Regions from separate parts of the Homo sapiens genome. Here regions 1, 2 and 4 are each linked to region 3. The links are chromatin contacts, found by Hi-C or POLR2A ChIA-PET in ENCODE. All regions are on one chromosome and are shown on one strand. The core of a region is the stretch at or near the end of the contact, and the rest is flanking DNA. Distances in the headings are between cores, read along the strand shown. Region 1 holds the start of OST4 (oligosaccharyltransferase complex subunit 4, non-catalytic). Region 2 holds the start of ABHD1 (abhydrolase domain containing 1). Region 3 holds the start of SUPT7L (SPT7 like, STAGA complex subunit gamma). Region 4 overlaps BABAM2 (BRISC and BRCA1 A complex member 2).

Region 1 (6,909 bases), core at 1,505-4,004, 590 kb after region 3:
TGGGTGATAGAGTGAGACTCATCTCAAAAAAAAAAAAAAAAAAGTGATTTGGGCCTTGGGTCATGCCAATCCACATGGGACTTCAAGTTTGTGGGGAGTCTTGAGCAAAAGCCCACTTTTCTCCAAAGAGATGCACTTTACTTTTCCTTTCAGCTCTTCCTCCAGGTTTAATACTTTAGTAGCCGACCTCCCTGAACCCAGTTCCCCTTCTCCCAGGTCTTGTTGCTTTCTCACTCCTGAGCCTAATCCTGGCCTCATGTCCTTTCCTTGAAAATGTCACACTAATCACAGAGATTGAGCTCCACAAGTGCCCCCCAGTCATTTCCCTCCACATCCTCCCAAATCCCCCCAGGATGAGGCTGTGCCTGTCTCACTTCCCACGTAGTTTTTTTATCCAAGCTTGGTTCGAGATTTGTCAGTTCTTAGTTAAGTCTAGTTCAGTCTCATAGACTGTTTTTTGTTTCAGTTCTTCCAGGCACTGGGCCAAATGACCCATCCAAAGCTGATAAAGACCCACTGACCTAGGCACAGGAAGTTCTGTGAGGTGAATGAATTTCTGGGTGGTCCTAAAATAAATCCTTTCCTTCTTGTGCCTAACCCTAGGACAACCTACTGAGTCCACAGTTTGACCTGGAACATGGAGTGGAGGTAGGAGGAAGAGGTGACACTGCTCTTTCACCAGTTTCTAGAAACTTGGTGAAATTTTACCTTCTGGGCCTCAGTTTCCTTCCTTTTTTTTTTTTTTTTTTTTTTCCCTGAGACAGGGTCTCTCTCTGTTGCCCAGGCTGGAGTGCAATGGTACAATCTTGGCTCACTGCAACCTCCGCCTCCTGGGTTCATGCAAGTCTCCTGCCTCAGCCTCCTGAGTAGCTGGGATTACAGGCATGCACCACCAGCTAAGTTTTGTATTTTTAGTAGAGATGGGGTTTCACTATATTGGCCAGGCTGGTCTCGAACTCCTGACCTCAGGTGATCCTCCCGCCTTGGCTTCCCAAAATGTCAGGATTACAGGTATGAGCCACCATGCCTGGCCAGTTTCTTTCTTCATAAGATGATTTTGAAGGCCCCTTTCGGCTCTGATAGTCTAGGATACTATGCACCTGGGTCAATTGGTTTTAAGCACTTTCAAGGCTTGCTTTCCTGTCATTTTCAGTCTAGAAAGTTTAACTTCCAGGGCTGGCCTAAAGGTAGAGCTTATTTTTAAAAGGGAGGGCTAGTTCTGATTCAACAGTAGACCTAAGTGTTTGGTTGGACTTGGATCTGCTTCAAATTTCCAGGAGACATGAAGCATAATGACGTGTAATCCTTAAGACCTAGACCCTTACTCTCCCAGAGAGGAGCTGGAAACAGACCGCTTACTGAGGGATGCATAAGGGAGTACCTGTCTGGGGTTTCACCAGTGTTGTGTGGAGGGGACTCGGCTTTCTAAATATCAAGCTTCTGGGAAATATTGAGTGGGGGCTGGTGGTGAGGTGCGGGGAGGCCACGGGAACTACAGACTACTAAAGGCAGGGATTATGTTTAGAAGCCACGGGGCTGAAGCCCTTGGGTGACAAGCTGTTGATGGTCCCAGGCCCGGGAAGGCTACTTTGGGATAGTGCATCCCCAGCTCAGTGCACACAGGCGGGAAACTGGTCCCCTGTCCCAAGCCCATAGCATCTCCTGTAGAGTTTTCTTTGGCTCCGAGAAGCAGAGGCCTCCCCTGAGCCCTGGCCCCCCTCTACCGCAAAGCAACTGGCTTCCATTACCCCTGACAGCTCCAGAGCAACAGCCCAGCCCCCGGCCCCGGCCTGGCTCAGTGCCGTTCCCTTTTATGGTGAAGCTGAGAGAAAGCATGGAGTGAGGGGGGAGAAAGCTCTGGCTTGGGCAGAGGCTTGGAGAGTTCCAGGGTGCCTCTCCCCTCGCCAGAGACCCTCGGCTACCCGCAGCCACCGCTCTTCGTTCTCTTCGGCGACCTAATCTGTCCTGAACCCAGGACCCCTCTTGCTTGTCCCAGCCCTTCCTCCTCTTCTCCATTCCTCCCCTTCTCCCTCCCCCACATCCGGGGGGTGATTTCCCACTTGGCCGAAGTCCCACGGTTTGGGTTTTGATTCCGGGAGGGTCCGCCCTATTTCCGACGCCCACCTCCGGGGGGTAGGGTGGAGGGAGGGAGCCCGGCTAAGACAGAACCTGGTCAGATCACAAAAGGCAGGATGGTTCTACTTGGTTGCATGTGGGTCACAAAGGATGGCGCCGGAGAAAGGAGCACCCGGCAGCACCAGCCCTGTCCCCATTCTACAACGCCTCCTACCCCTGTCCCCGCCGTCCGGGCCAGGGAGAGGGCACTGAGGGCAGGACCCAAAGGAAGCACCTGGTTGGGCCGGGCCGGGAAGCGAAGGGTGGGCAGCAGTACTGAGGGCCGGGGCCGGAAGGGGGTTGGAGTATCCCGCCGGCCCCGCCGCTGCACCCTCGCCCCAGCCCACTCCTCGGCTCCGGGGAGGCGGCCACCACGGCTTCGCTAGCCGCGTCCCGAGCCACGCCAGCTGCAGCCAGCTGTGCGGTGCCGGGCCCAGGCGCGCGTCCGCAGCCCCGCCCCACCCCCTACGGCTGGACCTCCCACCGCAGCCGCGCCCGAGGCCCCGCCCCAGCCGCGGCCGTAACGCGCCGCGCGGAGCCGACGAGACGGCGGGGCTAGAGAGGCCGTCCCGACCGCGCCCCCCGCCGGAAGCGGCTTGTTCGGGCCTGAGCTGGCGCTACGAAGTTCCGGTCCAGGTCTCTGACTTCGGGCTTGTTCGCTGGTGGCGTCGGAGCCGAGCCGGACTGGTCAGGTCAGAGGCACGCAGGGGCCGTCCCACGGGCCAGCCCCGCCGTGGCCGTGGCCGTGGCTGGCCCGTGGGGCGAGGACGGGTTCTTGCGAGGGCGAGGAGTGCGCCAGCCCGCAGCTCAGCCCCTCTCTTCTCCGCAGGATGATCACGGACGTGCAGCTCGCCATCTTCGCCAACATGCTGGGCGTGTCGCTCTTCTTGCTTGTCGTTCTCTATCACTACGTGGCCGTCAACAATCCCAAGAAGCAGGAATGAAAGTGGCGCTTTCTCCGCCCCAGGTAACGGCCCGGGGCTGTAGCGCCCAGTCCCCAGAGCTGAGTGGCGAGGCCGCGCCAGGGCTAGCAGGGTTCGAAACTTACAATCAGAAAGTGTCGGGCCAAGCATGATACAGTCCAGAACTGGGCCCCTTTGTCTGCACAGAGTAGAGAGAGAGCGCGCTGTCCTCTCCCCGTAACCTGTTCCCTGCTAGAATGGGAGTGGGTTGCCTAACCCTCACAGTCTCCAGTAGGTAGATGCCCAAGTTGGGAGTATAGTTGTAAGGAGGCACTGACACCGGTAGGAACGAAGGTACCGAGGGAACCATCCAAGTATGAGGATTTGGGCTCTTAAATAGCCCTCATTTTCCCCAGGTTGTTTAGGCCTTATTTGGGCAGATTTTTTTTGGTGAGGGGGGTGACAGATGTAGAATTCTGTTTCCATGTTCTGAGGCCAGGGGTTGGCTGCTGACCCAAACTATAGAGAAGGAAGGGGGGGCTTTGGAGCCAGCCTTAAGTGTGGGTCACAAGTATAAAGGGAACATGGATGGGCGTTACTTCCTGAAGGATTCCCCAGAGGAAAGCTGCAGCATTTTCCTTACCTCAGGTCTTTCCCCCTCTTTTCTAGGGTTCCAGGACATAGTCTGAGGCAAGATGGAGGGTATGAGGGGCCTTCACACTTCACTTCATCCCTTCTACCCATCACAACATACAAAGCAACTACACCTGGATTTTTCCAAACAACTTTTATTTCCTCAGAGTCTTCCTTAATCCTATGGAACAAGAAGCTGCCACTGAATAGGGCCCAGTATAGGGGCTTGCTTTTCTACTCCCTCCCCCCAATATAAAAATATAGACTTTTTTTTGTGGTCCCAAAATCTTGTGCTGCGGAGGGAGGGAAGGGGTGGCAGGTCCCTGTTTTGTTCTGTCTCAAGGTGATACTCTGTAATGCCTTGGACAGCGTGGCTGGCATTCCAAGGACTTAACGGCTGTCACATGGAATCAGCGGCCTGGAGGGGAACTAGCATATTTCCCACTGTTACCCCATCTTGGGGCTATATCCTGGGCTTGAACATAAAGGCATTATCAGACCCGGGGAGAAACAGTCAGTGGGGGAGATTTAGGGACAAAACAAACCTCAGGTTGGCCCAAGGGACCCCTGCTGTAACAATTCCAGGATGGGGAGTCAGATAGACTACAGGATATAGGAGAAAAGGCAGGGGCAGAGCGGGGCCGTGGGGGCCTGGCCTGAGGCAGCCTGCAACAGAAAAGAGAGAGGAATCAGGGCTGTGAAAACTCTCCTCCTCTTCTGTTCTGCTAACCAGGGGCTGGGAAGTGAAAGAAGTGGAGCGAGATGAAGATGGGTAAGGATGGGCAAGTTGGTTACTGCACAGTGGTTTGACGCTGGAACCAGCCAGCTCCTAGACCTTAGGCCCTGACTAAAAGTTGTTTTCTTTTGCTTTGGATTGAAGACTTGGCCATGGTGGGGGAAAAAAAAATCAGGGACTAGATTCTTAATGGAAGTACATTTAGTCTTTGTGCTCAAAAGGAGTAGGGAAGCAGAAAATTATTCTGAATGACAGAAATGGGAATGAGGGGACAGAAGTGAGGGGTGGTGTGAGGGACTGGACCCAAGTGCTCACCCTGGTGTAGCAGAGCAGGATCCCAGCTCCAGCTCACTGCTCTCCCTGGTCCGGGGGGTAGGGGATGTGGGGCCTGAAGAGCCTTTCATCCCTCTGCGAGTCGGCGGTGAGCCCCGGCCCAACCTGGGCCTAGCCTGTGTGGACAGGGTTTGCGCTAAGAGGCTGGATTCTTCCATGAGTTTTTTGCTTTTAGTTTGCTTCTAGAGTTTCCATGCATAAGAGTGTTGTAGTATAGGGATCAGTAGAGGTACTGGGACATTGAATTCTAGCTGAGAGGGTGAGGCAAGATAATAGCCAGAGAAGTCCTGGATTCAGTCCATGACTATGCACTCCAAGTCTATAACTAGGGGTGGCAAACGGATCCAGCATTTAACCGCCATGGCTACACCATGACTAAGGTCTGGGTGAGTAGAGAAACACTGTGTAGAAAGATAGTGGAGGGTTGGTAGACCTCTCTCAGAGCCCTCTATGCTTTAGCCCCTGCCAGAGCAGTGTACACTTCACCCATCCAGTCAGCCTCTGCCTATACTCAGCTTTACCTAGCATGGGGATCTGGACTGAATCGGAGTTGGTGGCAGGGCTGTTCCTAGCAGCAGCAACCAAATGTGTTACCTGGGGAATCCGGGACCCCTCCTGGCGGAAACTCTCCTCGGACAGGTCTGGGCAGAAAGAGAGGAGAAGCTAAGGGCAGGGGCAGGGAAAGCCAAAGCTAGCAGGCTAAGGTTGGGGTATATCTGGCAGGGACACAGGTTGAAAGCAAGCAAATGACCTGGCTGATGGGGATGGTGGAGGGCAGGAAGGGGACTGGACAGACAGGCACTCAGGCACCAGAGAAGCTCTCTGATGTGGCCAAGGGTAGATGCAGTAAAGCAGTGCTGAGCATTTTCCCTCCCACTACCCAGAGGAACAGTGCCTTGCTGGGTTCTGCCAGAGTAGCTATGCTGGAGACCCAAAAATATTACCTGCAATCGAGTCTTGATGCAGGGCATCCGAGCTCCAGTCCCTAGCAGACCTTTCCCGATTACCATGACAGCCTCTGGTTTGTCTCCAGAGGACAAGAGTGAGCAACTGCTCCCTAGGGAACAGAGGAAACTGATCAGGGTAGGGGTCACAGAGAAGAGGAGGTAACTTCCAAAGGATCAGGGTTTCTTAACCTTGGCACGTTGACAATTTGGGTTGGATAATTCTTTATCGTGGGGAGTAGTCTTGTGCATTGTAGGATGTTTCGCAGCATCCCTAGCCTCTAAACAATTTATGCTGTTTCCTCATCTCCCCCCTCCTCAGTGTAACAACCAAAAATGTCTCCAGATGTTGCCTGATGTCACCTGGCAGCAAAATCACCCCTGGTTGAGGCTCTAGTCTGGTGGTCCAAGGGGTGGAGCAGCAACTCCAGGCTAGAATCGGAACGCACCCAAGCTTAACTCCTGTGTCAGTTTATACTGCCGCAATCATATGTTTAGCATTTGAGGATCAAGTCAGCTCTACCCAGGACTGGTGGGTTCAGTGCTACCCATTGAGGAGAGTTGACAGGTTGGGAGTAGGGGTCTTTGAATGAGGTAGAACATGTTGGACTAGAGTCTTAAAATCATTCCCATCCCTTTCTTTATATAGCTGGGTCTATAATTTAAAGGAGAAGAGATGGCTTTGTGTGAATGATACGGCTACACACAGCATTTAGCAGTGTTGACAGGAGAAAGTACCGTCATGCTTTTTTCATTCTCCTGTTTTGTCTAGTGTTGCCCAGCTCCTGGAGTCAGGGAATTTGCATAAGTAGCATTTTGCAGGTAGACAAAAGTCTTCAGGTTCCTCAACTGATAAAATGAGATTAAGTGTGTAGAGCAGTGCCTGGCACATAGTAAATGTTCAGTAAATGTTAACTATTGTTTTATTACACAGACACATTAATAAATTCCAGCTTCCTATACAAAGGCACCAGTGTTAGAGGTTTAGGATACCAAGAGGATAAGTGATGCCCCTGGTCTCCCAACTAGGCTTAAAGAACCTGGCCTGGCCATGGAGGAGGCTGGCAAACCCAGATTTCAGTGGCAGTGGGTACAGACCTGGTATGTTGAATGAATCAGGCAGTAGACAGGAGCCCAGCTTGTGTGAGGAGGCTGGGCCAGAACTAGTAGGAGCTGGGGATGGAGCGAGGCTGCCTGCAGGACGATGGTTCAGGGGCTGCTGCTGCCGTCTCCTGTCCTGGCTTCG
Region 2 (7,524 bases), core at 4,044-6,543, 540 kb after region 3:
TTGGTTAACTAGGTGCAAGACGTATGTCTCCTGGCTACTGCCAGTGATGCCAGGAAGCAGCAGCACAATGGGCTGGGTAGTAGGATCAGGGTCTTGGCTGCTGTCAGGCTGCTTGGCCCAGTCTAGCAGGAGCTGGCCTCCATCTGGTGTTTGGAGGATGTCACTGGTTTTGGAGGAAGAGGCACACAAAGATACTATTAAGAACTTAATGTAATTCAAAAGCTTTGCCCCCTGCCCCACCCACAAACAAGTCTTATCACTTCCCGTCAGCATCATCTGAGGGTGTTCTTCATGTAAAACAGTAAGGCTTGACAATGTGTGATGGGGACATAAAAGATGACCTGGTGGCCGTGCAATTATATAGCCCTTCCATATAACATCCATTGTCATTGAACCCTCAACACAGGGATGTAGATGAGGCAGATTACCTACATTTTAAAAGTGGTAGATAGGTTTTTCCCTAGATACCTGGGGTTTCATGTTCACCCTGTTCTGTCCCTTCTTACCTCTGATAAAGGACTAGGGGCTGAGACTGCAGGAGGACTTGGAAGATGCTTTGTAGTCGCCCCTCAAAACACCACAGCGTTGGGTAGAAAGTCTCGGTGGTGATGGAACAGTGTGGCTCCAGGAAGGCCAGAAACTGCGGCCCAGCCACCAGCCGAGGCCTCTGTAATCACACAGCAGTCTGCCCCACTTCCCTGACTTTTGCACCAAGCTAGTGAGGCACCCAACACCAGAGGGTGAGGGGGCCCCCTCTCCAGAGCCCAGCCTGGAGGACCCTGCTTTGTCTGCATGTGAGATACTCAGCACAGCTCAGTTGAATGGCCAAGTCTGATAATACACTCCAGCTAGAGCCCCTAAAAAACCCAGTCCTGGAGTGTCACTGCCCAGAATTGACCCTGAACTGGGAGCTGCTGAGTTGACTGAGTGCTGACTTTCCTGCTCAGCCTATCCATGCCCCAAACCCATTTTGGAGAGAGCAGGTGATGTAAACAGCCACGCTCAGTGGTGTGCGCCTGTGGTCCCAGCCACTTGGGAGGCTGAGGTGGGAGGATCACTTGAGCCCAGGAGTTCAAGGCTGCAGTGAGCTATGATAGCACCACTGTACTCTAGCCTGGGCGACAGTGAGACCCTGTCAATAAGTGCCCAGCTGATCCCCTGCAGAAAAAGTCGGGGTTCTGGGCAGGGGCTGAAGAAATGCAGCACCATTCAATCTTCAGCCTTTACTTTGCAGTTGAAAATGAAGCCGGCCGGGCGCAGTCGCTCATGCCTGTAATCCCAGCACTTTGGGAGGCCGAGGTGGGTGGATCACAAGGTCAAGAGATGGAGACCATCCTGGCCAACATGGTGAAACCCCGATTCTACTAAAAGTACAAAAATTAGCCAGGCATGGTGGTGAGCACCTGTAGTCTCAGTTACTCGGGAGGCTGAGGCAGGAGAATCACTTGAACCCGGGAGGCAGAGGTTGCAGTGAGCCGAGGTTGTGCCACTGCACTCCAGCCTGGTGATAGAGCGAGACACCATCTTTTTTTTTTCTTTTTTTTTTTTTTTTTTGAGACAGAGTCTCGCTCTGTTGCCCAGGCTGGAGTGCAGTGGCGCAATCTCGGCTCACTGCAAGCTCCACCTCCCGGGTTCACGCCATTCTCCTGCCTCAGCCTCCCAAGTAGCTGGGACTACAGGCGCCCGCCACCACGCCTGGCTAATTTTTTGTACTTTCAGTAGAGACGGGGTTTCACTGTGTTAGCCAGGATGGTCTCGATCTCCTGACCTCATGATCCGCCCGCCTCGGCCTCCCAAAGTGCTGGGATTACAGGCGTGAGCCACTGTGCCCAGCAACACCGTCTTAAAAAAAAAAAAAAAAAAAAAAAAAAGATGAAGCTACACTGTCTTCTTCCTAAGACTGACTCTGGCCACTCTGGCTCCTGATTTTAGCACCACTTCATCTGTATATTCCTATTCTCTAATGTTCTTGCTCACTGCCAAGGGGTTTTTTTGAGACACAGTTTCACTCTGTCGCCCAGGCTAGAGTGCAGTGGCGTGATCTCGGCTCACTGCAAGATCTCTGCCTCCCGGGTTCACACGATTCTCCTGCCTCAGCCTCCCGAGTAGCTGGGACTACATGTGCCCGCCACCACACCTGGCTAATTTTTTTTTTTTTTTTTGTATTTTTAGTAAAGATGGGGTTTCACTGTGTTAGCCAGGATGGTCTCGATCTCCTGACCTCGTGATCCGCCCACCTCGGCCTCCCAAAGTGCTGGGATTACAGGTGTAAGCCACTGCGTCTGGCCTAAGGGGCTTCTTTCTACCGGGGACCTTATCTTCTCTTACTTGTGGGGCCCCTGCTGTTAGATTGTGCTCTAAAGGAAGAACAGCCCTAATGTGAATCGATTTTTTTCTTCCTTCATGCCAGCTAGGGGGAAGGTGACAAGGATGAAATAACAGGGACAGATGAGGTCAGTGGGCACTAAGCCCTGACTTTCAGCTTCTCTGCTGTGTTCTGGACAGACATCAAGTGAATGAGAGAGCCTAGCCACGTGGAAGGCATGTGAAGGAGGAGTATGCCATAGGTTCAAGAATAGAAACTGCATATCCGCAGTGGGCCCTAAGGAACATGAGGACCAGATTTCTATCTCCAGTACAGTTCCTATAGTCTACAGGGGCAAATGGTAGAGATGCCAAGTCGATAGTGCAACTGTTGGGAGATGTGACTTTGGACCCTAGTCCTTAAGCCCTGGAATTACGACAGCTGTCAGTCGTGTGAAGGCACTGGGCTAAGCCCAAACTTATGAGATATTTTATAAGTGAAGAAGTTATGACTGACAGAGATTAAGTGGTTTGTCCAGTTACACAGCAAGCAAGAGGCAAAACAAAATTATTAACTATGACATTACCACCAGTACTTGTAGGTAAGATTTGTTGAGTTCTCATTAAGCTCCAGGCATTCTGCTAAGCACTTCACACAAATTTTGTCTTGTGATTTTCATAACAGTTCCATGAAATAGGTTCTGTGATCCCCCTATGTGAACGGATTTGAATGCTGAATAACTTGTCAAGGGCCAGAAGCTTGCCAGAGCTAGTTAGTGGCAGAGCAGGAGATTCAAACCCAGGTCTGTCTGACTCTAGAGCCTGCGCTGTCTAGTCACTGTCGGGTATTGCCTCCTAATTGCCAAGATTTTGAGTTGCTATCCTTTTTTTTTTTTTTTTTTTGAGACGGAGTTTTGCTCTGACACCCAGGCTGGAGTGCAGTGGTGCCATCTCAGCTCACCGCAACCTCCGCCTCCTGGGTTCAAGCGATTCTCCTGCCTCAGCCTCCTGAGTGGCTGGGATGACAGGCTTGCGTCACCACACCCAACTAATTTTTGTATTTTTAGTAGAGATAGGGGTTTCACCATGTTGGCCAGGCGGGTCTCGAACTCCTGACATCAAGTGATTCGCCCGCCTCAGCCTCCCAAAATGCTGGGATTACAGGCATGAGCCACTGTGCTCGGCTGAGTTACTATCAGTTTATTAATTCCTTGGTCAAACGGCCCAGTAGTGTGGAACAAGACTTATAAATTTGTTCACAGGTTTGATTTATGTGGGTTAATTTGATTTTAACTCAAGAAAATGTTTCTTGACTCCCTCCTGAGAATGAATTAGTATTACAATATGGCACTGGTTGCTATGCTTAAATCAGTATAGATCCATTACAGTGCTGGCCAATCCAAACACCGTATCTAGAGGGCCTCCAGAATGGCACTTTTCCTGCATTTTAACCAGTATTCGTTAGCTTATAAAGGGTTTAGTCTATAAAGCAGCAGGGGCCCAGATTTCTGTGCAGCTAGTTGCAAGTAAAGGAAAGTGTTTCCTTAGGGGCAGTTTTGTTCTGAAGTGACCTTCCAAATCTGATGTATAAAGTGAGGCCTACAGAGTATTGTGAGGCTTGGAGTTTTTAACTGTTTTATTAAGGAAGACTTTTTTTTTTTTTTTTGAGACGGAGTTTCACTCTTGTTGCTCAGGCTGGAGTGCAATGGCACGAGGCTCATTGCAACCTCCGCCTCCCAGGTTCAAGTGATTCTCCTGCCTCAGGCTCCCGAGTAGCTGGGATTATAGGCATGTGCCACCATGCCTGGCTAATTTTTGTATTTTTAGTAGAGATGGGGTTTCTTCATGTTGGTCAGGCTGCTCTCGAACTCCCGACCTCAGGCGATCCTCCCGCCTCTGCCTCCCAAAGTGTTGGGATTACAGGCGTGAGCCACCACACCCGGCCCTAAGGAAGACATTTAGTAAACAATATATGCTAATGTAGAAAGCTCTGAAAATATGGAAAAGTCTAGGTAACACTAAAGTCTCCTATAGACCTTTTTAAAGGACTCGAACCAGTAGGTGTCTTGTTAGACTCAGCTACCTAGAACAGAGTTTAATGAAGATGAAGAGATTTGGCTTTTCCTGGATATGTAAATTATGTATATATCTAAATTTCAGTGAGAAAAGTCTCCAAATTCATCAAAATCAACCTCTTCAAACTTTCTCATCACACTCACTATATGGAGAGCCTGGAACATAAAACGGCTGAATGAGCAAGGACAGTTGGGGTCATCCATCAGTTCTGAGCTAGGCCAGTTCTGACCTCAGCCAGCCCTTAAGGGAAGGGAGGTCCTACTAAGCTATTTGGGGGGTGGGTGGTATTGGGAGTTAGCCATGACCCACAGACCTCTGGTTCCTTCCTTCAGTGCAGCTGAAAGACTCAGCTAAACCACCTAAAAAGGAACGCAAAGTGTGCACATCTCTGATACCTCAGGATGCCTTCCACCCCACCTTTCCCCAAATGCTTGTCCACATTATAGGGAGCAGCACCCTCCGGTACCCAAAAGGCCCAGCTGGCATGGGGATCACATGGGATGCAGAGGCACTAGAGAGGCAGAGCCGACTCTCCATTCGGTGGTAGCAAATTTCACCTGTGGGGAAGCCCAACCATCCCAGTTCCCACCAAGGGCCCAAGCCCGTGTCTGGAAGCTGCCCCCTACACCCAAACCCGCTGGCCAGAGCGGTGGACCCGCACCCACCTGAAGCACACATGCCCAGTAGTAGCCCAAGTAGAGGGCAACGGCAAGAGCCAAGAGCAGAGAGAAGGTGTCTGCCCAGGTGCCATTCTGGGGGCTCAGGAAGGAGCTCAGCATCTTGTGTTGGGGGCTTCCGACCCTCAGGCTCCTGGCTGGCCCCAGTTGGCCGGCTGTAACTCGCGGTCCCACCCGCCGCCCGCCATAGGCGGCCTGTGCAGGTCCGGTCCCCGCTGCAGGCAGTTTGCGCTGCTGGCCCCGCCCACCGCCGGTGCCCCGGGATGGGCGGCGAGAGGCGGCGCTAGTTGGTCGCGGGGCTGGGTGGCTGGTCGCCTAGTGCCTCGCGCGGATCTAACCCGAGTGACCTGCGAATGGCCTCCCGCCCTCCCCTGCCTTCTTCCCCTCCGCGGTTCTTGGCTGTGCAGCCCGAGACAAGCGGCCTCCCCCAGCTGCCATCTTGGTGCGGGGCATCTCCAGCTCCCTTAAACTCTTCCCCGGCGACGCCCCGAGTCCAGCAGCCTGGCCAGAGTCCCTTAGGCGCTCGCAGTCAGTCACGCACAGGACACAGCTACTCCTGCAGTGACATTCTGCTCTGTCACACACTACAGCCATTCACAGTGACCCTCACCAGTCACTGTCCGACTGTGACACCCCACACTGTCACAAAGCTTTCAGCTGCTCAGTGGTGGCATTGCAACACATGCACCTTCCTGCAGTGTCACTCTGCATTGTCTCATACAGTCCCTGCCACACAGTCCTCGTACAGTAGATAATTTGCTCACCACCCGCCCTGTACCAGGCACTTGATACAGACCCCCCATGTTACTGTCCGTGTCTTCATTGAAATATAGGAGGTCGTCTACTAAGAGTAGTGGCTTTCAACCTTGACTGCAGATCGGAATCATCTAGGATTTTTAAAACTACCAGTGCCCAGGCCCTACCCCCGATACAGTTAGTCTGGAGAGGAGCCTAGGTATCAATACACCGTAAAGCTTCTAGGAGGTCCACAAGTCATCAGGGCTTAACATGGTCCACACAAGAGAAGTACCAGCTGCCATGGGAGCACTGCGGAGGTGCCCGGACTTCACGCGAGGGTGTTCTAGCAGAGGGGGCAGCAAAGGCAAAAGCCTGGAGGTGAAGGATGTCTTAAGGGAACAAAGAAAGTTGGTGTGGCTGGAGCATGTGGGTGGTCAAGGACCACATAATTGCTGCAGTTTATCCTAGGGTCAGAGGAAAGCCATCCAGGGGTTTTAAGAAGGGAAGGGTGACATGAGTTATGTTTTAGGAGAATCATTCAGTTGCTTGGAGAATAGATTGGAGGAGGAGGAAAGTAGAAGCAGAGAGGCCACTGGGAGGCTGCTAACAGAACGCCAGGCTCAAAAGATGCCCGGACTGGAGGATACCCAGGAGAGGAGTGAAGATCTTCAAGATCAGTGGCAGAATTGATAGGACCTGGTAGTAGATTGGAGGCAGGGGAAGAAGGAGGAACATGGATGACCTCCAGGTTTCTGACTGCACAGATATAAAGTGTCCATCCCTGGGACAGGGAAACAGAGGAGAGGAAGGTTTGAAGAGGAAGATGATGCATTTAGACACAGACATGTAGAAGTTGGGGTGCTGGTAGGTGTTTTAACTGTGTTTCCTTAGGTTCTGTATTTGTCTATTTGGCATCCATAAATCACAGGGCCAACCTAATGGCCAAGGTTGTTTACATCTCCCCTACAATCCAGAGCTCACACTCTGAGCACTTCCTTTCTCTAACTTTCACATTCCAAGCCAGTATCTCCCCTGCCCTAAATCAACCCAGGACCAGGTAACCAGGACCTGTCCCTGTGCCCCAGAGCACTCTGGAATTATTCAAACTAGCCAGTCCCAAACTGCTTCTCCTGCCTTACTGGGAGAAGTAAACCCCAATAAAGGCCTGTACCTTCCCTTCGCTTCTTTCTGCCTCCTGAGTGACACTGGCACTTCCCCCTGTGACCGTGCCTTTTGTTTCTAGGGGAACTGCAAATAACATTAAGCTTTTCTTTCAATAGCAGTGACCTCTTCATGTCCTCACTCAGCCACCTTTATAAATTAAAACTCAGGCACAAATTAGTAGGATATTCAATGCCTGAAGTGGCCTGGGGCTTAGAGATTGGAGGTGGAGAATTGGCAATCATCAGCATTTAGGTGGTGTATTAGTTGGCAGTTTGCTGTAAGAAAGCACTACAAACTGGGTGTCTTAAACCAGGGGTCCCCAACCCCCTGGGCTGCAAATTGGTACTGGTCCATGACCTGGTAGGAACCAGGTGGCATAGCAGAAGGTGAGCAGGATGAGCAAGCATTACTGCCTGAGATCAGCAGTGGAATTAGATTCTCATAGGAGCGCAAACCCTATGTGAACTGCACACAAGAAGGATCTAGGTTGCGTGCTCCTTATTAGAATCTAATGCCTGTTGATCTGAGGTGGAAGTTTCATCCCAAAACCATCACCCTCACCCCC
Region 3 (7,077 bases), core at 4,278-6,777:
CTTTGAATCCATCTTGTTCTATCTTTCCAATGTTGGATTTAAAATATTTTCTTTCTATTTCTTACCCATCCCACCCCACTCTCCAATAATATAAGGGTTACTAAACGATAAAGGCTCAAATTTAGAAATAGCTTAAACTTAGATGAAAGTTACTCTTTGGGTTGTTATCTATAACCATACATTAAACCTGAAATTGGCCATTTTCCAGAAAAGAACATTAATAAGAAAAGAGCATACCTCACCCTGCAGAGCCAAGTGCTATGTCCCTGTTCATCAAATTCATATTCTAATTCTTCTCCTGTGGGAGAAAGACAGACAAAACAATTTTAATAGAATCCAAAAATTACTAGTTGATACAATGATAAATGAGAACAAACGTTAAATACGAACAAGTTCCTAGCAGTGGCTCACGCCTGTAATCCTAACACTTTGGGAGGCTGAGGCGGGATGACAGCTTGAGTTAAGGAGCGCGAAACCAGTCTGTGCAACATGGCAAAACCCCATCTGTACAAAAAATACAGAAATTAGCCGGGCATGATGGTACGTGACTTTTGTCCCAGCTACTACGGGGGCTAAGGCCGGAGCATAGCTTAAACCCAGGAGGTCAAGGTTGCAGTGAGCCAAGATTGCGCCATTGCACTCCGGCCTGGGCGACAGAGTGAGACCCTGTCTCAAAAAAAGAACAAGTTCTGGCTGGGCGCGGTGGCTCACGCTTGTAATCCCAGCACTTTGGATGGCCGAGATGGGAGGATCACGAGGTCAGGAGATCGAGACCATTCTGGCTAACACAGTGAAACCCCGTCTCTACTAAAAATACAAAAAAAATTAGCCGGGCGTGGTGGCGGGCGCCTGTAGTCCCAGCTACTCGGGAGGCTGACGCAGGAGAATGGCGTGAATCCGGAAGGCGGAGCTTGCAGTGAGGCGAGATCGCACCACTGCACTCCAGCCTGGGCAACAGAGCGAGACTCCGTCTCAAAAAAAAAAAAAGAACAAGTTCCCATACCACACTGAATAATAAATTTCAATGCATTTCACTTCTCATTCCTAGGGATTATTGTCTGATAATAAAATTAGAGTAAGTCTGAGGCAGAGAAAAAAACAAACTCAGATCAAAGTAACCAATTCTCCATACATAGCTCTGTTCACTGTATAGTATGTTTCACTTTTATAAGTTGTAGACTTTAGTGGTTATTTTAACACAGTTGCCTGGTTTTTAGAAGCACAGATATTAAGTGCACAGCTATTTCATATATTATTTATATATACATATAAAATATATACAGATATACATACATATACATAGATATTCTCTCAAAGTATTCCTACCAAAACAATCCTCTATGGAAAAAAAATTTTAAATCATATAATATAAAATCAAAACCTATGTTAGGAATTACAAAAGATCAGGTGAATTCGGAATTAAAAAACTACAGGAAGTTGGCTCAATTTCCCCACCACCAAAGTCCAGGATCTTTTGAGAAGAATGAGATGAGTCAGGAAAAAGTACTTCCTTTTTTTAAGATAAGAAGAAAGACTAACAAGATTTTTATGATTTTTTTCCCCTCTGCCATACTAATGAGGAATAATTTTCAAAATAAACCTAAAGCAACTGACCACAAGAGTAAAAAGTGAACAAGAAGGACAGCAATAAAATTATAGCATATCTTAGTATAAAGCTCAACATGAAGCTCTAGAAAACCACACTGCTCTGGATATGTTTTAGTGGTAGGGTCAGAATCTGTTTACATACCTTCTCGGTCAAAAAAGCCTTGGAGAGCCTTTTTGGGATCCTTTATATAAAAGGCCTCCCTTTCCTGCTGAAACTCTAAGACAATAGGGTTCTCTTCAGCATCATCCTCTACTGCATCTTCTCCTACAGGATATGGAAAAGAAAGAAAAGATAATCAGACATGAGAAGAGACTATTTGAATGATACCCACTATTCTCTCAGGCTGCATAAAGATATAGTTTAGGCTGGGCGCAGTGGCTCATGCCTGTAATCCCAGCACTTTGGGAGGCCAAGGCAGGTGGATCACAAGGTCAGGAGTTCAAGACCAGCTTGGCCAACATGGTGAAACCCCATCTCTACTAAAAATACAAAAAAAATTAGCTGGGCACAGTGGCGGGTGTCTGTAATCCCAGCTACTTGGGAGGCTGAGGCAGGAGAATTGCTTGAACCTGGGAGGAAGAAGTTGTAGTGAGCCAAGATCGCGCTACCTGCACTCCAACCCAAGCAACACAGTGAGACCGTCTCCCAAAAAAAAAAAAATATATATATATATATAGTTTATCTGTGATGAAAAATAATAAATACTTGCAGGGACAGGGGGTGGAACAACCACCACAAAACCACTAGTATGAGCATATTCAGGTTTTCTAAATTGTGTGACAAGTCAAAACTTGTTTTCATGGCACCTTAATTTTTTTTTCTCCATCATTATATTTTAAAAGTAAAATTACCTACCACATTGTGGAAAAAAAATTTGAGCTCCTCAGCCTGGCATTCTTGTTCTCTCACACTCATATCTAACTTTCGTTCCCAATATAATTTCCTAATACTTCTTATATCTGCCAAATAGACTGGTCTACTCACAACTTCCTTAAAATCATCAATTCCTACCCTGAATACCAATCCCAATACTCAGCTTCATAAGGCTTTTCCTTTCCTTCAAGTTCCAGCTCAAAATCCTTATGCTCATAAAGCTTCCCTGTGGAGTGCGATCGCTCACGCCTGTAATCTCTACACTTTGGGAGGCCGGGGGGCGGGGTGGGGGGGGGGGGTGGGGGGTGGATCACAAGGTCAGGAGTTCAAGACCAGCCTGGCCAATATGGTGAAACCCCATCTCTACTAAAATAAAAAAAATTAAGTTTCCCAAAGATCTAAGTCAGTGCTGTCCAACAGAAATATAATGACAGCTGTATGCGTCATCTTAAATTTTCTATTAGCCACATTAAAAAATTAAAAGGAAACAGGTAAAATTATTGTCATTTCAACATGTCATCAATATAAAAATATCATGAAAGAGATATTTTACATTCTTTTTTTCAGACTAAGTCTTTGAAATTCAGTGTGTATTTTGCATTTACAGCACACATCAATTGCAACTAGCCACACTGCAAGTGCTCAGTAACCACATGTGGCTAGTGGCTACCATATCAGACAACACAGGTCTAAGTCCCCAGTGACTGTTCTCTCTTCTCCAAACTTTCACTCTAGCATACTTATGGTTTCTAGCTTTTGTTTGGCACTTAGCACAAGTAATTTCATAATTTTTCCTATCTTCCCAACTATATATTAATGCCATCTTCTACCTTTTTATACTCCCATCTCCTGAATATCCATTTTCTAAAATATCTGGTGTTAAAGAAAGTTTATTATTTTGGCTAAGGGACCAGCTTTATCTGATTAGATATTCCACATTTCAGGATATCTTCACAAAGTACAAAAAATTCAAGAGAATATCCTATATTGAATAACATCCCATTTATTTGATTGAATAGAGTTCCATCCCCTCCAATGATAATCACATAGCACAAGGTCAGTACTTAATAAATATAAAATTTTAGAATTGTAAAAATAATAATTTTATGCTTAGGACAAGTTTTGAACAAGAGAGTGCATTAAAAATAAATTTTTAAAAAATCCAAAGTGCCTATAAGTCAATTTCTTTACAACAGTAAAGTCAGTGAATCTCTCTGGGTTTTGGTTACCTCATGTGCAAATTGTGTTTGCCCTATCTATCTCAAGGAGCCATGAAAAGCTGTATGATTTAAAAAAACATTTAAGGGTACCACTTGTAATGAACTTAAAATATTAACCTCCGGCAGCAATTTTAATTTCTTACCCATTCCCCAGGTGCAACCCATCTCATCATCTTGGCTACCAGCATTTATCTTCCTTTCAGAGGTATCCATTTCCTCTTCTTCATCTGAGTCTTCTCCTAGCATCTTCTTCTCCAACAATATTTGCTGCTGCTTGCGCAATTCCTTCAACTGTGTTACTGTTAACTCGGATTCTGCCTCTCGGTCTTCCTCTGGTCCCTGATGAACCAAGGAAAAAAAGGTTATTTATTTATTTAGAGACAGGGTCTTGCTCTGTCGCCTAGGCTGGACTGGAGTGCAGTGGCTGTAATACACCTCACTGCAGCCTTGACCTCCTGGGCTCAGGTGATCCTCCCACCTCAGCCTCCTGAGCAGCTGGGACCATGATGCCTGGCTAATTTTTTTTTTTTTTTTTAAGAGACAGGGTCTTGCCATGTTGCCCAGCCTCCTCTCAAACTCCTGGGCTAAAGCGATCCTCCCGCCTGGGCCTCCCAAAGTGTTGGGATTACAGGCGCGAGCCACCGCGCCTGGCCAAACAAGTTATTTTAGAGTTCGGGATTGTGAACATGACTTTCAGAAATATAGCAATGTGTACAGCCGTCTGAAGATGATAGGCCAGACTTGATTCCTTCACTTTCGTAATCGCTGAGTGGGAGATTCTTCTTCCTCATCCAAAGCTTAAGAAGCACAAGAACGCAGTCCAATGAACCCGAAATTTCAATTCTAGGTTTTTCTACCTACCTGCAGGATAAAGAGCCGGGTGCTGCCTCCAAAGCGAACAACATGCCCAACGTGGACTCGACAGTAGGTGCGAGGTGGGATGCGAGTTTTGTTGAGAAAAGTGCCATGGGTGCTTCCCAGATCGTAGAGGTAGAAGCCCGGCCCGTTGCTGTCGCATTCTCCGTCAGGGCCGGACGCCCTGTGCTGCAGCACTGCGTGGTACCGAGACACCGAAGGGTGCTCCAGGCACACGTCGCAGCCAGACAGCCTCCCGAAAAGGCAGTAACTCGTCCCTTTCAAGCTACGGGTGCCAAGGATAGTGCCGCCCTTCAGGGTCTCTAAGCTGTAGGGGGCTGTGGCAGGGCCACCCCATGGAGGCTCTTGGTAGGGGGGAGCCCGGGCTGGACCGCCAGGGGAAGAAACCGCTGTCGGGGGGCGCGACTGCTCCTCCTGTAGACTCCTAAAATCACCGCAGTCCGGCTGAGGAGGAGGGATGTCGGGCTCCCCAGAATTGGAGTCCTGCAACGCAGTGGGCCCTTCCTTCTGTACCTCCTCAGGGTTTGAAGAACTGCTGGCCGGGGCCTTACTCCGCGCCGCTGGGGACACCGGCAGAGCTGGCTTCTTGAAGTCCCCACTGAGGTCTTGCGACGCCAGGGTCTCTGACTGAGAGAGAATGTCAGCCATCCTCAACCGGTGCAACTTCGAAATCCGCTCCTTCGAAACCCACCCTTCGGTCTTTACGTTCCTGTCCACGTCCCACTCTCCCAAGCTCCCAGTGGCGTCTGTAGGCGGCGATGGTGAAGTTGCTCCTTCACGACCTGGAGCGTTGCGAAGTGGTGCTAACATGAGAAGGTCATAATATGAGAAAAACAAAACGGTTATCGGGATGCTGTGCAGAACGGGGACATATTTAGAGGTTACAACGGGATCGTAATGACTTCCTGTTGCATAGCTTGATTGAGAAGAAGCGCTTCCGGCGGTCTTAGATCACTAATCAACAAACCAGCTTTCGGGGTCTGACGCGATCCTTGCCTCAGGCCTCTCGAGGTCCAGACAGCCGCCCAGCCCGCTCTGCGACGCAGCAGTGAATAGTGTGGTACCTCCTTGTCTCGGTTCAGGTCCAGACCTCCCCGTCTTCCGGCTGCCCTGAACGTCAGGCGACCTCAGGACCCTGTGATTGGCGCCTGCGCCGGCGGACCGTGACCGAGGAAACCCCTGGAGGGACTTGGGCATTCCTTGGGCTCCGTGCCTGTTCTTCGTGCTCCTTTCGGTAAAGTAAGGGAAGAGGGCGACTTTTTTGTTATTTCGTTCATTCATTTATTTTTTTTCTGAAATTATTAAGGCAGAATAGTTAAGTGGTTAAGAGAGCAGACTCTGGAGACTGTCGATTTTTGACCTCGCCATTTGTGACATTGGGCAAGACACTAGGCCTCAGCCCTCACTCTGAAAAATGGGGATAAGATTATTAGCCTCATAGGGTTGTTGGAAGAATTGAATCAAACAATAAAGGCCAGCCAGACCGGTGGCTCATGCCTGTAATCCCAACATTTTGGGAGGCTGAGGCGGGAGGATTGCTTGAGCCCAGGAGTTCCAGAGGAGGCTGGGCAACATGGCGAGACCCTGTCTCGCCAAAAAAAAAAAAAAAAAAGAAAAAATCCAGGTTTGATGGTGCGCGCCTGTAGTCCCAGCTACTCCAGAGGCTGAGGTGGGAGGATTGCTTGGTCCCAGGAGGTTGAGGCTGCAGTGAACCATGACTGCACCACTGCACTCCAGCCTGGGCTACAGAGTGAAACCCTGTCTCAAAAAAGAAACAAACAAAAAAGGTGAAGTCTGGCATATAGTAAACATTCAACAAATGCCAGATATTTCTGTGTGCCTGGCCCTGTAACAAGACCACAGCCATAAGAAATAGACGGGCAGAAAAAATCTATTGCGATAAGTACTAATTAAAATCCAAGGATAACTGCTGTGACATAGACTTGCAAAGCACTGTGAGAATAGAGAAAGGGAGATGCACTGGTGAAGTGACGGACGGTGGGGACTTATGCTGTACTTAAAAATGAATATGAGTCTGCCAGGGATGTGCAAGGTTGGCAGAGCATTTCTGGCAGAGTTCACAGCTGAAAGTGTCAATTGTGGAAATGTACAGCATTCTCAAGAAACTGAGTAGTATAATGTTGTTAGAACAAAGGTAGTCATTTCACCCAGGAAGCTCCTCCTTTGTGCTTCCAGTACCCCAGGTCCATATACCTCTAGAACAGTACTTACCATGTTTCATATTGAAATATTCTGCTTCTGTTTCTCTTCCTCACTTCAGGGCAAGGATCTCACATTATCAGTCTTTGACCGACACAGAATGCCTGGCATTTGATAAATGTTTGTTGAACTTGAAGAGACATATGGACAATGAATCTGCAAAGGTGAGTTGAAACCAGATTGTGAATTTTGTTGAATGGTAAGCCAAGGAATTCTGACTTTTTCCAATAGGCAATGGGAAGCCATTTGATTTAAGTTTTAAAAAGAGTAAGTCTAGCA
Region 4 (7,037 bases), core at 3,496-5,995, 610 kb before region 3:
GTGGCGCATGCCTGTAAATCCCAGCTACTCGGGAGGCTGAGGCAGGAGAATCGCTTGAATCCAGGAGGCAGAGGTAGCGGTGAGCTGAGATCATGCCATTGCACTCCAGCCTGGGTAACAAGAGTGAAACTCCATCTCAAAAAAAAAAAAAAAAAAAAAAGCCTTTGAGCTGCCCTGTCTGCACTAACCCTTATGGTAAGGGGTAAGGAGTTTGAATACAGAAGTTGGGGATTTCGAGATGAAGCAAAAATGAACTCTGCCTCAGAGGGCTCATCATTTGGGAAAGTCAGTAAACAAAATAATCCCAATATAGTATGAGAAATGCTAAAACAGGAGGCTGCACGAAAGGCTGCTGGGATTTGGAGGAAGGACTGACTGGCTCCTACTCAGGCTTTATTTTGTTTCATACTGTGCCATTTTTATTTAGGAGATAATCAAAGTGGAGATAACAAAAAGCAGCTCACAAGATGGATGGCCCTGCTTTGCTGATGTGCATCACTGCTGAACTGCCTGGAGGTTTCCGGCTGACGAAACCTCAGGTCCAAGGGTAACTCTAGGCTTCACCTCCCAAGCCGCCTATTCACCTGGTGGTGGCAGAGAAAGCAAAAGGCAAACTCCTCAGTGGCTCCAAGGGGCCACTCAGGCAGCAGAACCTCTTTGCTCAGAGGAAGCCGAACTCCATACCAAGGAATTCCAACCTCTCTTCCACCGGCTCCTTCTCATCATGCTGAAGGTTCTCTCATCCTGTAAAGCAGCCTCTTGACTATCATCCCTACTAGCTATTGCCCATTTACTCTTCTTTTAATTCCCCAAATTCTCAAAAGAGGACGGGCTCACCTTCACTGTGAATGAATTCTGTGGCCCATTCACATCTGGCTTCCGCCTACTCTAAGGCATGAGTGTTTCTTTTTCTACACCATCAATGGGCACCATCATTACTGAAGCAAATGCTTTTCATGCTCCTCTCCCTTGTCACCTGCACCTCCCCAGATCCGGTCCTCTGCTGCCTTCGTGGTGCCCTCTCTCCTGGTTCTCATCTCACCCCTCTGCTGCTGATTGGTCTCCATCAGGAATCTTCAGCCCATCGCCAGCTGCTGGCCTTTCCCAGATCTGTTTTCAGTCCCCTCATATCACAGATTCATCCTGTGGGAATTCTACCAGCTCTGTGGCTTCTACTGCCACCACTTTAGTCTCACAATTTTGGCTACTTACTGAATATCTCCATCTGCTTATCACATAAACACCTCAAACTCAATATATTCAAACTCACTCACTTTCCTCCAGATTCTGGTACTCTTAAAATTTCCACTCTTTCCTTAGCTACCCTAGCTAGGAGTTATACAGTAATCTGCAATTCCTCCCTCTCCCTCACCTCCAAAATCTGAGTGTTCACCAAGTCCTTTTGATTCTACTCTGAAGTATTTCTAGAATCTCTCCTTTCCTCTTCCTCCCTATTCCCACTGTTTCAGTACCTCATATTATCTTTCCTGAACCAGTTTCCCAAGTGGTTTATCAAACCCCAGCTTCTTCCACTTGAATTCATCCTCCCCTCTGCCATTGGACTTACAGTATAATAGAGAAAATGCCACATCCCTGTTCAAAATACTCCCAAAGCTTTCCATCAGTAATAGGATATATTTTGAACGGTGTATATAAAAGGGTCTTTATAACTAGGTGCATTTCTTTCCTGTCTCATCTCCACATTATTTCCTTAACTCACTTATCCTAAAAATCAGATTTTATGAATTATTCCCAATATTTGGAATGGATTGCATCAGCCCACGAATACACTGTTCTCTCTGCCTTGGACATCCTTTCCTCTTTATCTACCTACCAGATTTCTAATTGCACTTCCAAGACTGAGCTCTAGGACATATGTGTAAAACCCTTCTGAGGGGGTTTCTACACATGTATTATGGCATTTTCCACGCAGTGTTTGCATGCCTGTCTCCCTTACCCGAGTACAAACTCCTTAGTGTAGCTATCCATTTCTGTGACCACATGGCTTAACCTAGACGTTGGTCCATAGTAGATACTCAAATGTTTGCTGAGTTGACTTGAAGGTACACAAGGCTTTTCTCCTTAACAATAGGACCAGACTTTAACCTCTGCATGCCCGAACGCTCTTGGTAATAGTGCTACAGACATAGCAGGTGAGGAACAAAACAGTCAGCTGGTTACGGAGGCAACCGTGAAGCACCAGAAGTGGTTAAAAGCAGCTGTGAAAGGGCAGGCATGGGGCGGGGTACTCTTGCTTTTCATTATACATCTTTGTGAAGTATTTGCTTTTGCAACCATGTCCATGTTTCTTTGGCAAATATAATAAACAAAATCCTTTGTTGGTTATGAATAATCTATTGATGTGTCTGCAAACTACAAGGGACCACTTTCCATATATTTAAAAGGACAGATTATGGGCCGGGAACAGTGGCTCACGTCTGTAATCCCAGCACTTTGGGAGGATGAGGCTGGAGGATCACTTGAGGTCAGGAGTTTGAGACCAGCCTGGCCAACATGGTGAAACCTGTCTGCACTAAAAATACAAAAATTAGCTAGGTGTGGTGGCGGGCACCTGTAGTCCCAGCTACTCGGGAAGCTGAGGCAGGAGAATCGCTTGAACCCAGGAGGCAGAGGTTGCAGTGAGCCGAGGTCGCCCCACTGCACTCCAGCCTGGGCGATGGAGCCAGACTCTGTCTAAAAATAAATGAATAAATGGACAGGTTACGTTCTGAGGCTTAACTCCAAACAGGCTATGTCATCAGTGTGTGTCAGTGACGAGGGAGATAGCCAAGCATGAGGCTGCACGGGGAGGGTCACTAGGCCAGCAGAGCCCTGCGCCTCAGAACAAAGCAATGGCCCTGCACAGAGAACATGGGCTCACTCTGCCGTCTGCTAATGTGTAAAGATAATGCTCATCATCTGTATGTATGTTTTGTGCAGGGTTTACTAAAAATATGAGAATACTGTAGGAAAACATGATTTTATTCCTTCTAACCCCTAACATACGTAAAGAGTGAAGGAGATGAAGCCTTTGCAAGCTATTTCTGCCAGCTTATGAAAACTAGAATTTTAATATTTTAGGCAGAAGATTTTCATATATACGAACACATATATGTACATGTATTTGGTTAAAGGAAGTGGGCCTTAGTGCTGGGGCATCCAAGTGTAGAAAGGGTGAGGCTGAGATTTCTATTGAGGACAATTTAGTACTTGGGTTGTGAGCCAAACACGAAGAAGGTGGGCACTGTGATGTGTACCAGCAGGCTCAATGGGCACGTTACCCAGCGTGGATCACAGGTCGATTCTTTCAAAGGCCAGAGATGAAGATAAATCAGTCTTTGCTAAAAACATCCCACGGCTGCGCGTTACAAAGGCATATTTTGCTTCAGTATGTAATTTCCTCACTACTTAACTATAAAAGTGTATCAGAATTGAATTCTAGGGCTTTTTCTAAATGAGAGCTGAGTCACAGGTATCTCGGTGCTGTGTCTGCAGACTAAAGTGGATGACTCACATCTGTAAAATTCTGAGAGAAAGTACCAACCGACCCCTTGCTTAGTCATCTTTTGCATGGATGCTGGGTTCATGAGCTCTGTAAACTATAATGAGCGATCTAGCCTTTTACCATCTCTTTATTCTTTTCTAAACAGTACAAATTACATCTCTAAAAATAACTTCATCTACGCAAGTGAGTCACTTCAACCTAACAAGCTTCCACAAGTTACTCAGCTAAATTGTACTATTTACTGTGAAGGTAAAAATCTTGTTGTCATATTAGTCCCATTTTTTTCTTTCTTTCTTTTTTTTTTTTTTGAGATAAAAATTTGGTAGACTTGGAAAAGGGAGGAGGTTTCAGCAAATGTTTTAAAAAACATATGATTTACTCCTAACCTCTCACATGGGCAGGGGTTGTGATGGGGCTGGAGGAAGGAATTCTTTGAAAACTATTTCTAACAGCGCATGAAAATCAGAATTTTAATATTTCAGGCTGTAGCTTAAGCAAAGACTCTGCAATTTTCTTTGTGTGAGCCCATGCGTAAGCTGTCCTCTCTGCGGGATGTTTATTGGCTGTTGGAAGAGATATATATCAATAATTCTATTTGCTTTAAAATCCTGATCTGTGAAATTATGACATTTTTGACGAGAGACCCAGCCACGCTAATAAATGCATATGTATTAAATACTAATCTTTGCTCTTCCAGGAGCTGATCACTCACCACACCCTGAATTCTCTAGACACACAACTAAGCTTTGGTACTCCACCCGTTTACTGTGTAGCTTTCCAACCCCGAGGCCTGCCTGCTGGTCTTTAGCTTGCCTTTCCTGGCCTGGCATTGTCAGCTCTCAGCAGCCCCACCCCAGGCCTATCCCAGTTAGGCAATAGGTACAATGGAGGCAAGAGCAGGTGACCTGCATGAGGCTTATACCTTCACAACCTGGGCAGCAATACTGAAATATCAAAGCACTGTTAATCCACACTCTAGCCTCAGTCAAAGTGGACTAGAAGGATTTCTCATTCATGTTTGGCCAGGAATGAAATTACTAATACCAACAGGCCTAGAAAGTTTCCACTGCTGTTTCAGCTTCTCCTTTAAGACATCAGATCCGTTGGCTTCATCCAAATGGCCACGTGAACAACCTTTCCCTGTGCATGGGGGTGCTTTAGAAGAGGAAAATGAAATCACTGGTCCATCTGAAAATTCCCCAGGAAATGGACTGCAAAGCCTACTTCCTGACTCCAACGAAGGCAGAGGCTGAGTCATCTAATCCCTCCCGACTAGTATTCACTTGACTTGCACCAAGTAGGTCAGCTGGAGTCGTCTGAATTCTGCTCTCTGTCCTCGTAAGCAGCCACCCCCTGCAGTGGAGCTACTGGAGCATGCTGGGTCTGGTCTCTTCTGCGAGGTCTTCACTCAGCCTCAGCCCACAAAGTTGATGTTACATAACCTCTCCTAAGTTTCTCTTTTCTCATTTGCAAAATGGGAAGAGTCACACCATTTACCTCTCAGGGCTGTGACGATGAAAAGGGACACTGTACATGCAAGTGCTACACAGACTTCAAGGTGCTCTGACCACTCAGCTCTCCCATTTCAGCAAGTGGTTACTGAGCTCTTGTCTAGTGCCTAACACCGGGCCAGGCGCTGTGCATAACAAAGAGTTAAAACATGGTTTAGAAGCCTGGGCAACATGGCAAAACCCTGTCTCTACTAAAAACACAAAAAATTAGCTGGGCATGGTGGGTGCACCTGTAGTCCCAGCTACTGGCATAGGGGGTTGAGGTGGGAGGATTGCCTGAGTCTAGGAGGTTAAGGCTGCAGTGAGCCAAGATCGCACCACTGCATTCTGGTCCTGACAACAGAATGAGATTCTGTCTCAAAAAACAAAACAAAACATGGTTTAGATTTAGTCCTGGACCTCAGTAAGCAAATTAAGCAGAATAATGAAGCAAATACATATGACAATTAAGGAACCATTCAAGATAACAGATCTCATAATTACGTTATTTGGATCAAGTGTTATTCAGGTGGGAGTGCTCGGTTAGACAGTGAAGCTGAAGACAGCTTTTAAGAAATGGTGCAAGAAAGATGAGGAGGTCAAGGAGAAAAAGCAAGAAGGGTCAACAAAGAGGCCAAGGCTGAGTGGGAGAGAAAGCTGGATGGGGAAGGTGAGCCTGTCTACTGGGGAAGGCCGCCAGATAAAGGTGGTGTCTTGAAATGATTAATGTGGTGGCAAGGCCCAAGAGCCACAGACAAACCAGCTGGCCAGTGAGCTAGTCCTGGAGGTGACAGGTTATAAGCAAGGGTGAAGGCACGGGAGTGGCAAACACAGGAATGAGTAACACCTTGCATTTCTATAGCACATGACGCCTTCCCCTTTGCTTTCATGTGATTTAATCCTCACAAACCTCCATGAGCTAGGCAGGGTAAGTGTCAATCTCATTTCACAGACGAGGAAGCTGAATCTCGGAGCCACTGCGTGGTGAGGCTGAGAAGTTAACCCAGTTTCCTGACTAAGATGGGTGCTCCTTTGACTGCCTGTGTAGCCTCCACACTTGCTGGGTATCAGATTTACCCATGAAGCTGTTTTATTTTTTATTTTTTTTGGAGACAGTCTTGCTCTGTTGCCCAGGCTGGAGTGCAGTGGTATAATCTCGGCTCACTGCAACCTCTGCCTCCCAGGTTCAAGCAATTCTCGTACCTCATCCTCCCAAGAAGCTGGGACTACAAGTCCATGCCACTACATGCAGCTAATTTTTGTATTTTTAGTAGACACGGGGTTTCACTATGTTGGCCAGGCTGGTCTCGAACTCCTGACCTCAAGTGATCCTCCCACCTCGGCCTCCCAAAGTGCTGGGATTAGAGGCGTGAGCCACTGGGCCTGGCCTGAAGCTATTTTATTAAAACCACACAAGTTCAGCAACCAATCCTCCCTAACCCCTTTCAGATTGAACAGTGGAACAGGGAGAGGAGAGAAGAGAAGAAAGGCAGGAGGTGCTCAGTCCTCAGAATCTGCCAAGGCTCTCAGGGGTTCTGACGTAGTCAGGGCATGAACCACTGCACCCACTGCACTGTACAATGTGGTACCTAAGTGGTTAAGAAGGAGAAAAGAGACGGGCAAATGAGACATCATTCCAAGGGCTGAAGCCTCAGTTCATAGAAACTGGTCTGCCATTAAAAGCTGGATGGAGCAGAAAATGTTCGGTCCGTGGAATTGGGTAAGAACTGTGCCCTAAACAGGGACGTCGTATCAGCTCCATGTGCCTGTGCTAGCTCTTATTTTTACCCTTCACAGCCAGAGTAAGAAAGTTCCACGGCATTCCAGAAGACTGGCTGCAAGCAGTGTGGCCATGGATGACTTCCTGCACTTGCCCTCCTCCAGTGAGACAGATCCCAGCCTCTCCATTTCCCAAACCTGTATCCCTCCACATGTCGTCCCAGCCACGTCAGTCCCCAGTTCAATGGCCTCTCTGTCAAGCCTTCCCCAGCTCCCTCACGCAGAGGGAGGTGCTCCCTTCTGATTCCCACAGAACCCTCGGA

Evidence for each region. Hi-C counts contacts between places; a loop is a spot of excess contacts on that map. ChIA-PET counts read pairs that join two places held with the same protein, here RNA polymerase II (POLR2A). Pooled maps may share reads with other maps.
Region 1: a loop to region 3 is called in a pooled map, with 7 times the contacts of the local background. The contact joins the promoter of OST4 here to the promoter of SUPT7L in region 3. A Hi-C loop is called at or near these places in 7 of 50 pooled maps. POLR2A ChIA-PET finds 5 or more read pairs at or near these places in 2 of 52 experiments (HCT116 and HEK293T).
Region 2: a map of naive thymus-derived CD4-positive, alpha-beta T cell shows a loop between it and region 3 (28-fold over the local background). The contact joins the promoter of ABHD1 here to the promoter of SUPT7L in region 3. A Hi-C loop is called at or near these places in 1 of 168 maps with a recorded cell type or tissue (naive thymus-derived CD4-positive, alpha-beta T cell) and 7 of 50 pooled maps. POLR2A ChIA-PET finds 5 or more read pairs at or near these places in 1 of 52 experiments (GM12878).
Region 4: a loop to region 3 is called in a pooled map, with 3 times the contacts of the local background. The contact joins the enhancer-like site here to the promoter of SUPT7L in region 3. A Hi-C loop is called at or near these places in 1 of 50 pooled maps. POLR2A ChIA-PET finds 5 or more read pairs at or near these places in 2 of 52 experiments (A673 and HepG2).

What each region holds. Positions count from the first base shown.
Region 1 is chr2:27,067,499-27,074,407 of GRCh38, reverse strand. OST4 (oligosaccharyltransferase complex subunit 4, non-catalytic) reads left to right here and starts at 2,754. Exons shown (of 3, transcript NM_001134693.2): 1 at 2,754-2,807; 2 at 2,945-3,082; 3 at 3,687-3,936. The coding sequence starts at 2,946. The coding sequence ends at 3,059. AGBL5 (AGBL carboxypeptidase 5) reads right to left here. Exons shown (of 15, transcript NM_021831.6): 12 at 6,762-6,909; 13 at 5,664-5,776; 14 at 4,702-4,835; 15 at 3,790-4,316. The coding sequence ends at 4,145. RefSeq lists enhancers at 1,546-1,605, 3,036-3,275 and a silencer at 2,286-2,985.
Region 2 is chr2:27,121,584-27,129,107 of GRCh38, reverse strand. ABHD1 (abhydrolase domain containing 1) reads right to left here and starts at 5,293. Exons shown (of 9, transcript NM_032604.4): 1 at 5,046-5,293; 2 at 507-667; 3 at 1-163. The coding sequence starts at 5,159. RefSeq lists silencers at 5,209-5,348, 5,369-5,448.
Region 3 is chr2:27,662,064-27,669,140 of GRCh38, reverse strand. SUPT7L (SPT7 like, STAGA complex subunit gamma) reads left to right here and starts at 5,527. Exons shown (of 6, transcript NM_014860.3): 1 at 5,527-5,812; 2 at 6,860-6,962. The coding sequence starts at 6,949. SLC4A1AP (solute carrier family 4 member 1 adaptor protein) reads right to left here and starts at 5,252. Exons shown (of 14, transcript NM_018158.3): 1 at 4,564-5,252; 2 at 3,846-4,041; 3 at 1,751-1,873; 4 at 238-298. The coding sequence starts at 5,226.
Region 4 is chr2:28,272,784-28,279,820 of GRCh38, reverse strand. All of the region lies in intron 10 of BABAM2 (BRISC and BRCA1 A complex member 2), which reads right to left. LOC124907745 (a long non-coding RNA gene) reads left to right here. Exons shown (of 2, transcript XR_007086254.1): 1 at 1-7,037. Among named protein-coding and RNA genes, the nearest start is that of BABAM2-AS2, 34 kb to the left of the region's middle. RefSeq lists enhancers at 3,186-4,385, 4,984-5,093. Within about 2 kb of position 4,745, at least 17 of the 41 ENCODE cell types and tissues checked have a DNase peak (open chromatin) inside an H3K27ac peak, as active enhancers do; they include A673, where a contact is called at or near this core.